Linked DNA regions of Homo sapiens: regions 2 and 3 are each linked to region 1. Evidence: chromatin contacts called from ENCODE Hi-C or POLR2A ChIA-PET data. All regions are on one chromosome and are shown on one strand. The core of a region is the stretch at or near the end of the contact, and the rest is flanking DNA. Distances in the headings are between cores, read along the strand shown. Region 1 holds the start of PNN (pinin, desmosome associated protein). Region 2 holds the start of NUBPL (NUBP iron-sulfur cluster assembly factor, mitochondrial). Region 3 holds the start of STRN3 (striatin 3).

Region 1 (3,092 bases), core at 592-3,091:
CTGGCACATAGTGGGCCCTCAGTATTTGTTGAACTAATGAATGATCATTGCTCCTTTGGAAGCCTACAAACCCCACAGAAGCAGGAATCACAACTATCTTGTTCTAGGCTTTATTTTCAAACCCTAGCTTACTGCTGATACACAATGGAAGCTCTAAAAGATTGCTGGATTAAAGTGGTAGCTTGAGTTAATTAATACACTGGGCCCACTAATTCTTTGTACAAGGAAGATAGATGCCTGGCTGAGATTATTTAAAGCATTGTTTCTGTGGGAAAGTGTTTTGTTTTTTTGTTTGTTTGGGACGGAGTCTCACTCTGTCGCACAGGCTAGAGTGCAGTGGTGCAATCTCGGCTCACTGCAACCTCCGCATCCCGGGCTCCCGAGTAGCTGGGATTACAGGCGTACACCACCACTCCCAGCTAATTTTTGTATTTTTAGTAAAGGCGGGGTTTCCCCATGTTGGCCAGGCTGGTCTCCAACTCCTGGCCTCAAGTGATCCACCTGCCTCAGCCTCCCTAAGTGCTGGGATTACGGGCGTGAGCCACTGTGCCTGGCCTGTGAAAAAATGTTTTCTGAGCTTCAATTTGTATATATATTTATAGAACAAAACTAGTTCCTACATTGGCAGTGCAGGTAGGGCAGAACCAGAAGCGGGACAACACACACAGACACCACTAACAACAGGGCCGCTCCCTTAGGTCTGGTCTTAACCAGCTCTAGGCCAGGTGAAGAGGCTAACTCAACCATGACTGCGTGTCTGTCTCGCCATTGCTTTCTTTTCTCTAGTATAGATGCTCAGCGTCTAATCAGAGACTGATTCTCAACTGGCGTGACCAAAGGACAGTTATATTATCTCCAGTCTCAATTTCCTTATCAGTAATAACAGGCATTTTATCCACACTTTCAGTTTGTGAGAAATAAGGCATGTAGACGGTTTCACAGAGGGTCGGGAACAAGATCAACCCCTAACAAACGTTAGCCATTATGACTAATGACTTTTACTAGTTTTCATTTTTGTCTTCCCTCTTCTCACTTTAACCTAATCAGGCTGGGCGTGGTGGCTCACGCCTGTAATCCCAGCACCCTGGGAGGTCGAGGCAGGCGAATCACCTGAGGTCAGGAGTTCGAGACCAGCCTGCCCAACATGGTGGAATCCGGTCTCTAATAATACAAAAATTAGCCAGGCGTGTTGGCGCGCGCCTGTAGTCCCAGGTACTCAGGAGGCTGAGGCAGGAGAATCGCTTGAACCCGGGAGGAGGAGGTTGCAGTGAGCCGAGATGGTGCCACTGCACTCCAGCCTGGACGACAGAGCGAGACTCCGTGTGAAAAAAAAAAAATTAACCTAATAGAGGAAAGCACGCGCCCACCCCCTCTCTGAGCATGCGCACCAACAGAATAGCCGCGCCCTTTCCTAATTAAATCATTAACCAAGGTGAGGGTAAGGAAGAAAAGGAGGCTTGGCTAAGTCCCACTCTGATGTGATCACGTTAAAACGGTGTAAGGCACATTACATCATAGGTTAAAAGGCCTAGAAAACTCCGCGCTCCCCTTGCCAGAACTGCAGACTCGCGAGCCTAAGTCTCCGAGAACTCAGGGATTGTGAAACCCGCCCCGACTCTGCGCTAGCAGCGGGATCCAGGCACCCGCAGCTAACTGGGGAGGGAGATGACTGCCTGGCTGACTTTTCATTGGCTCAGAGTCACAAAGGCTGCAGGTTCTTCCCCCTTCCGGTCGCTGAGTGGTTGAGGCCGGAAGACAACGCTCATCGTCATTGGCTGAGCCCGGCTGTCAGTCCTTTCGCGCCTCGGCGGCGCGGCATAGCCCGGCTCGGCCTGTAAAGCAGTCTCAAGCCTGCCGCAGGGAGAAGATGGCGGTCGCCGTGAGAACTTTGCAGGAACAGCTGGAAAAGGCCAAAGAGAGTCTTAAGAACGTGGATGAGAACATTCGCAAGCTCACCGGGCGGGATCCGAATGACGTGAGGTAAGGGCCTAACGGGAACTCGGAACTCGGAGCTCGGAGAGGCAGCCCTCAGGTCGGGGTGAATTGGGGGCGGGGAGGGCGGCCAGCCTTAAGAAGACTGGAACCTCGAGGCCTGTTCGCGGGGCGGCGGGTAAAACCCTGTTGTCGCCGAGGTGGAGAGGCCCCAGGTCCCCTCCGTAGAGCGCTGGTCTCAGGTCCCTGAGGAAGGAGAGCGAGGCCTGGGTGCGCCGGCATGCTTTCTTGGCCTGTGAGAAGACCCGGACTGCTGATTCCCGCTCTCGGCCCTGCAGGCCCGGAACTGCAGCACAAAGCCCCTTCCCGCTCCGGCGGACACCCGGCCCGTTGCTGGCCCCGAGACCCTGCCGGGACGCAACAAGCCGCCTTACCCCAGCTTCCTGTCCACGTGCAGCCTCCTCGGGGATGGCGGGATGGGGACCTGATCCAGGCTTGTTAATGTGTGGGGGCATCGAGGTGAATATAATTTCTGTGACACAGGTCCTGGAGAAACGAGGAAGTTAAATGAAATAGTACTTCCTGTCCTGTTTCAGACATTTAGATTTATTTGAAACTATCTTTTTGGAACTTTTGTGATTTTTTCTCCTTATGATCCACATCTCTGAAAGTATTTGGGTGCGACTGTGTGTGTCTACATATGATTTTGCACTGATTTGTAAATCTTTTACAGGCCCATCCAAGCCAGATTGCTGGCCCTTTCTGGTCCTGGTGGAGGTAGAGGACGTGGTAGTTTATTACTGAGGTAAGATTTCCTTTGGACTTTACTCATGCTGAAACTACTGGTACTTTACTAAATATGTTGGTTTGAACAAAACCTGTGATAAAATCAATAACCCAGTGTTTGTCGTCTTTGTTTTGTTTAATGTTGTAATAGACTAGATTTCTGTATAAATATAGTTATCCTGAAAAACTGGAGGTTGAAGAATATATTAAGTTTACCAATTTTGAGTGAACTTAATTCTTATAAAGTAACACTATAAAAGCATTTTGGAATGAATGCCCGTTTAAGGCTACTTTAGTTGGAAAGATTTTTGAAAGTTTAACCATATTCTCTTGTCAAATGGAAATACCATTTATCTTGTATTTCAAGTGTTTTA
Region 2 (3,076 bases), core at 577-3,076, 7.6 Mb before region 1:
GGGGATTTGGCAGGGTCATAGGACAATAGTGGAGGGAAGGTCAGCAGATAAACATGTGAACAAGGGTCTCTGGTTTTCCTAGGCAGAGGACCCTGCGGCCTTCCGCAGTGTTTGTGTCCCTGGGTACTTGAGATTAGGGAGTGGTGATGACTCTTAACGAGCATGCTGCCTTCAAGCATCTGTTTAACAAAGCACATCTTGCACCGCCCTTAATCCATTTAACCCTGAGTGGACACAGCACATGTTTCAGAGAGCACGGGGTTGGGGGTAAGGTTATAGATTAACAGCATCCCAAGGCAGAATAATTTTTCTTAGTACAGAACAAAATGGAGTCTCCTATGTCTACTTCTTTCTACACAGACACAGTAACAATCTGATCTCTCTTTCCTTTCCCCACATTTCCCCCTTTTCTATTCGACAAAACCGCCATCGTCATCATGGCCCGTTCTCAATGAGCTGTTGGGTACACCTCCTAGACAGGGTGGCGGCTGGGCAGAGGGGCCCCTCACTTCCCAGACGGGGTGGCCGGGCAGAGGTGACTCCACCTCCCGGACGGGGTGGCGGCCGGGCGGGGTCTGCCCCCCACCTCCCTCCGGGACGGGGCGGCTGACCGGATGGGGGCTGCCCCCCACGTCCCTCCCGGACGGGGCAGCTGGCCGGGCGGGGGCTTTTCTCTCTTCTTTCATCTTTCTTCCTTCTACTCTCTTCTTCTTTCTTCTTCCTTCTTCTTTCTTCTCCTTTTAATTTCCTCTTCCTCCTTCCTCCTTCCTTCTTTCTTCTTCTTCTGACAAGGTGTCACTCTGCTGCCCACGCTGGAGTGCAGTGGTGCAATCATAGCTCACTGCATCCTTGAACTCCTGGCTCAAGCAATCCTCTTGCTTTGGCCTCCCAAAGTGTTGGAATTACACGCGTGAGCCACCATGCCTAGCCTTAGCAGTCCATTTCTAACCTCTTTACAACAATCTCCTTGCCATTCTCCCAGCTAACTTCTACACATTATTCAGATTCAGCATTCAGCTTAGATATTACCTAATTTAGAAGCTTCCCCTGATTGAATTGAGTGCCCTTTCTTTGTATCACTTTGTCCTTTCTCCTGTATCCCTCAATGCTTTTCTCCTGTACTTATCATATTATACCGCAATTTTGTTGTTAACTTATTCTGTCTTTTGCACTGGATTATAAAGCCCTTTAGTGGAGGAATTATGTCGGTCTCAATGCTGAATATTTTAAGTCTACTGTAGTACTCGGTACATAGTAGTTGCTCAACGAATATTTGTTAAATAAATGAGTCTTAAGTCTGGAAGAACTTGCAAAGTTCTTTACCAGGTTGCTGGTAAAGCAACCTGACCTTTCTTTCAGGGAACTGTCAGCAACACAAGCCATGAATACCAACGCAAAACAGACTCTCACTGTAGATCACACGGGAAAAAATAAAATAAAAAGGTAAAATCCTTAACGGTGGTAGTATTTAAATGACCATATACTGCTTAGTAAGAAATCCTGGGGTCATTTTCAAGGTCCCCCATTTCCTACTTTTGTTAAGCTGGGTCAAGTCTCTTTAAACTTTCTCCGTTTTCTTGTCCATAAAAAGAGTATACTAGGTAAGTCTTCTGTCTACCTCGGGACTTCTGTAAGTATCATAAGAGATGTTTTATATGACAACACTTCACAAACGTTTAGTAAAACGCTGCAAAATGTTTGTAGCTGGCTATAAACAAGATCATGCAGATTGGGTTCCTGAGCCAACAAACCCAAAGAAGACCGGTTGCTAGGAAGAGAAAGCCGAGCGTTGCTCCGTGACGTCATCACTCCGCGCCACCCGCGACAGTTTCCCAGCAGGGCTCACAGCAGCGTTCCGCGTCATGGGGATTTGGCAGCGTCTGCTGCTTTTTGGTGGGGTGTCGCTCCGGGCTGGTGGCGGGGCCACTGCCCCGCTTGGGGGAAGCCGAGCGATGGTTTGTGGGCGCCAGGTCCGTGGTGCTGCAGGGCAGGGGGAAGCGGGCTGACAGATGCTGGGCTGCAGGGCCGCAGATGCCCTGGCATTGCTTCTTGCCAAAGACTCGCCTCAGTTCCTGAGACCCCCAGTGTGCTGGACGTGCCTACTTTTCAGGCAGGCCCAGGCTGAGGCGTGGCGGGACTTGAAACACAGTTAGAACGTAGATGTGGTATTCTACATTGCTTTCTTGGCTTTGGGTTATTTATCAAATAGATTGAAGAAAAGCAAAACACGTGGAAGCCTTATCTCCGTAAAGAGGCAGCGTTTTTACATTTTTAAACGTTCAGCGTATCCTGCTAGAAAAATTTCAATTTAAGCAATGTGTCTTTACAATTGTTATCAGTAGTAGTAGGTAAATGTCTCCATAGTGAAGATGAGCAGAATTAGAAAAGAAAGCCCTCTTAATTGCAAACCCCAGATTGTTTTTGCTTTTACAGTGTGATGATGGAGATGGCTTATTTAAAACGGCTTTTTATTATTATTATTTTTTAAAGTTGTCTGGCGCCGGGAGTGAGACCCTAAAACAAAGAAGAACACAAATCATGTCCCGAGGACTTCCAAAGCAGAAACCGATAGAAGGTGTTAAACAAGTTATAGTTGTGGCTTCTGGAAAGGGTGGAGTCGGAAAATCTACTACAGCAGGTATTATAGGATATTAATTCTATTCCTGATTAAGAACTTATGCCAACAGACAAGTGCACACTATTGAAATTATAGTTTTGTGTTTTAAAAATTTATTTGTGAAGTTCCTAACATGTGATTCCTTAGTTTCAGGAGTTGGTAGCGGGTAGACGCTTAGATTTTGGAGTTAGACAAAAGTAGGTACTAGCCGGGTCTCCCACCCCTTAACTCAGGAAAAAGTGGTCAGATTGTACAGCAAATCTTCAGTTCACTTAACTGTAAAATGGAGATAACTTCTTTCATAAGATGGTTATTCAAATTGCACAAGCTAACCACTTAGCTTAGTGTTTACTAGTGTTCAATAATTGGTTGCTGTTATTTTTAAAACATCTAGTAACTTTTTTTTTTTGTTTTTTTTTTTTTTTTTGAGACGGAATCTCGCTCTGTCACCCAGGCTGT
Region 3 (3,412 bases), core at 698-3,197, 8.1 Mb before region 1:
ACTTAAACCAGTTTTGACTTCAGCTTTTTTAAAGTTATGTAATTTTAAAGCCCAATATTATATCAAAACACAATTGTAAAGCACTGAAATGACTAACAAGTGTTACTTTTTTTTAAGACTTCATACAGTGTCAAAATACCCAAGTATTTTTTACTTTTGAAAAGTTTAACTTCACCCACTTTGTGGAGTCATATAAAAGTTTACTAGTTCAGAACCAAACTAAAGAGATGCATATTTGAGGACACCCTTTCTAGTTAATCCAATCCTCCTCCTTTCAGCACTACATTTGCCTAACGATTCACCATAGGCATATGACATATATGACAGCAAATACTGCTTACCCCCTAAATACACAACAGTCTGAAGAACAGGTGCAATACTATTTAGACACACGCTTTTTCCTTCTAAGCCTAAATTTGCCCTGGAAAGGTATTTAAAAATAAACACAAATACCCAAGAAAGTTAAATAACCCTTTCAAAAAGATGCAGCAATTTTGAGATCCAGGACATGAGCTGTTAACTACCAACAGCTTCCAAATGTGCAGCCTATCAAAGGTTCACATTATGAGGATCGAGTCAAGCTCAACTATGAAGGGTTCCGAGAACATCTCACTTTGCTTCTCCTGCAAGAGTAAGTAACATGATATAACTACGTTTCACTTCAAGGGAATATTAAATCTCTTCAGTCGTTTCATAAATACAGCATCGATCGTCTGGTTTGGTTTTTTTATAGATAAAGAAACGGATGGGGGAAAGGAGATCTAGTGGAGAGTACTGTAAAAAGAAAAATTCAGTGCTGAAAGCGTTGATGAGTCACTAAGTAAGGAATAACTACAGAGAATCCAAGTGAGTAAGGCAGCATCTCAGGTGAGAAAGTACTTAAAGTTGACGATGGGAAATAAAACTTCACAGGTCAGTCCCAAGTCACTGTGCACCCTAGCAGCCCAGGAAAGAAGCGTGGCTGTCAAGGGGCAAGCGCGTACCAAGTCTGAGGGAGGGGGCCAGATACGCCAAATCGGAAAGGGGGGTGGTCCGGAAAAGGGGGGTAAGATGCCTATCCTAGTCCCTCTCTTCGGGCTCTTCATCTCAAGAGGAACAAACAAGAGCAAACTCAGTGTTGAGAGGCCCCAAACCGGACTCTCCCACAGAGAGGTGCTCGGTCCCAAGCCCCGGAGGCCCGGGAAGGCCGCCTCCGGAGGAGCCCCCGCAGACGCCATACTAAAAGCCAAAATGGCTGCCCCGAGGAGGCCCGCACCGCGTAGCCAGTGAAGGTTGGGGAGCAAGCTTATGCGGGAAAGAGGGAGGGGGACTCCAGGAAAAGCCGTTGAGAGGACCATCACAACCTGAGCAGCACAGGTAGGTTCCGCTCGGCCTCCCAAGGCGCCGGCTCCGGCTGAGTGGAGTCCCCAGCCCCACCCCCCGGCCGGGAACCCAGCCGCCGCAGCTCCCGCACACCGACCCCAACGAGGTACCTGCAGTTCGGCCCGTTCCACCTCCCAGTGCGCCCGCTCCATCTCGAACCGAGCCCACTCGTGCTGGATGTAGTGCAGTATCCCCGGGATAGTGTACTGCTGCGGCCGGGACAGCTCGGGGCCTGCCGCGGGACCCGCTCCCTCGGAGGCCGGAGGACCCCCGCCGCCCGCCGCTCCGTTCCCCCCGGGCGAAAGGCCCAGGTTCCCCCCAGGTCCCTGCTGCTGCCGGGGAGGGGCCGCCATCCCCGGGCCGCCACCACCGCCTCCGGCAAGCTCGTCCATTGTGTGTGGGGCCCCGGCCGGGGCGCAGGGCGAGACGCCGACAGCTGGGGGAAGGGCCGGAGAGGGTGGCCCCGCGCTGGCTGCGGGGCGGAGGCCGGCCGGGAGAGGGGCGGGGAAGGGGTCGTTGCTGTGTGCCTGCCGTGGGTCAGAGCAGGGAGCTGCCGGCTGCCGCCATTACAATCCCTCCTCCATCTGCCCGTCTCACTCACTCACTTTAGGGGAAGGGGGGGCCTCGGCGGGAGGGGTGGGGGGAGAGTTGGGAAGGGGATAGGCGGAGGGCCGTCACTAGCGCACAGCATGCTGGGTAGCGAACGCAGCCTCACGCTTAATCGCCAAATAGAGTCCGGCCTCACCCTACGCCGGCGCACTGAGAACGCAGCCCGGGTCGCCGTTAGAGGGCGGGGAAAGAGCTCGGGCTCCGCCCCTAGGCCCGCCCTCAGACCCGATCCGGTGTCTGGCCGCAGCTACCGGACACCTGGGCTCCGACTCTGACTTTTGGAAGCGAGGCGGCCTTAGGCTTCCTGGTTATCAGTTTCCTTTTAGCAGGCCGTCCCCGGGCGCTGTTTCCTTCCCAGGGGTCTCTCACCCGTGTCCCGGCTTTCTGAGCTGGTTGTTAACCTGGCTGGTCGCTCTGGCCGACCGCATCCCGTCTCGGATTCCTGACGTTTCTTTTTCATTCTTTGAGTGTTTCAGGCAGTCCCAAGGGTGGGCCCTCTTTCCCTTCCTGTCACTCGCTCTGCCTCTGGTTTCTTAGAACCAGTCAGTTCTCTGCTGGCAAATAGCCAAGATCCTCCGGCTGTGGTTACTGATTCCTCGTCTCTGTCTTGAGCCTGGGCTTTGGTCCCATTTCTATGCGCTCGGTCGCCCGTCGTAACTTATTCCACTTTGCGTCCCCTCTTCTTTCCTTTTCTGGAATGGGTTGTGGGGGGGTTGGGAGAGGGGGAGGAGCGATTTTTTTTTTCTTGGGAGAAGAAGAGGTAGTGAATTCCTTTAGATCTTGACGATGATGGGTAGAGGGAGAGAAGTTTGAAGGAGACTGGCTAGACTAACAATTTGATACGGTAGAAATGAATGGGCTCACAAATATTGTCATCAATAGACTATTTTGATCGAAACAGAAAATAAAAGCACTGTGAGTACAACTTAAAATCCTAGATGAATGTTCTCCTGGGTCATTAAATGTTTAAGTGAATATGGCCGGGCGCGGCTGCTCAAGCCTGTAATCCCAGCACTTTGGGAAGCCGAGGTGGGCGATCACTTGAGGCCAGGAGTTCGAGACCAGCTTGGCCAACATTGTGAAACCCCATTTCTACTAAAAATACAAAAATTAGCCGGGCATGGTGGCGCACACCTGTAGTCCCAGCTCCTGGGGAGGCTGAGGCACGAGAATTGCTTGAGCCCAGGAGGCTGAGGTTGCAGAGAGCCGAGATCGCACCACTGCACTCCAGCCTGGGCGACAAAGCGAGACTCCGTGTCGGCAAAAAATTTAAAAAGTTTGAGGAATGTAACATATACATAAGAGACAAGGCTAATATTTTAAGTACAATAGTGGGTACTTTTATGTGCTTAGTTTCCTAGAAAATATCCTAATGCACTAGTGTGTTTCTAAAAATTAATATAGCTAAGAAGCATTTGTTTGAAAAATAAGACAAAAATAA

The links. Hi-C counts contacts between places; a loop is a spot of excess contacts on that map. ChIA-PET counts read pairs that join two places held with the same protein, here RNA polymerase II (POLR2A). Pooled maps may share reads with other maps.
Region 2: a loop to region 1 is called in a pooled map, with 9 times the contacts of the local background. The contact joins the promoter of NUBPL here to the promoter of PNN in region 1. A Hi-C loop is called at or near these places in 7 of 50 pooled maps.
Region 3: a loop to region 1 is called in a pooled map, with 9 times the contacts of the local background. The contact joins the promoter of STRN3 here to the promoter of PNN in region 1. A Hi-C loop is called at or near these places in 8 of 50 pooled maps. POLR2A ChIA-PET finds 5 or more read pairs at or near these places in 2 of 52 experiments (GM10248 and HepG2).

Annotation. Positions count from the first base shown.
Region 1 is chr14:39,173,413-39,176,504 of GRCh38, forward strand. PNN (pinin, desmosome associated protein) reads left to right here and starts at 1,842. Exons shown (of 9, transcript NM_002687.4): 1 at 1,842-1,980; 2 at 2,666-2,737. The coding sequence starts at 1,868. It overlaps PNN-AS1 (PNN antisense RNA 1), which reads right to left and starts at 2,468. Exons shown (of 2, transcript NR_186208.1): 1 at 2,367-2,468; 2 at 1,463-1,900. RefSeq lists enhancers at 1,230-1,369, 1,532-2,731, 1,850-2,059 and a silencer at 1,570-1,689.
Region 2 is chr14:31,559,578-31,562,653 of GRCh38, forward strand. NUBPL (NUBP iron-sulfur cluster assembly factor, mitochondrial) reads left to right here and starts at 1,827. Exons shown (of 11, transcript NM_025152.3): 1 at 1,827-1,970; 2 at 2,491-2,638. The coding sequence starts at 1,863. It overlaps NUBPL-DT (NUBPL divergent transcript), which reads right to left and starts at 1,754. Exons shown (of 3, transcript XR_943720.2): 1 at 1,534-1,754. RefSeq lists enhancers at 1,670-2,069, 1,996-2,551.
Region 3 is chr14:31,024,432-31,027,843 of GRCh38, forward strand. It overlaps STRN3 (striatin 3), which reads right to left and starts at 1,948. Exons shown (of 18, transcript NM_001083893.2): 1 at 1,473-1,948. The coding sequence starts at 1,754. It overlaps AP4S1 (adaptor related protein complex 4 subunit sigma 1), which reads left to right and starts at 1,218. Exons shown (of 6, transcript NM_001128126.3): 1 at 1,218-1,356. RefSeq lists enhancers at 897-996, 1,067-1,176, 2,287-2,446 and silencers at 1,166-1,347, 1,487-1,746, 1,837-2,156.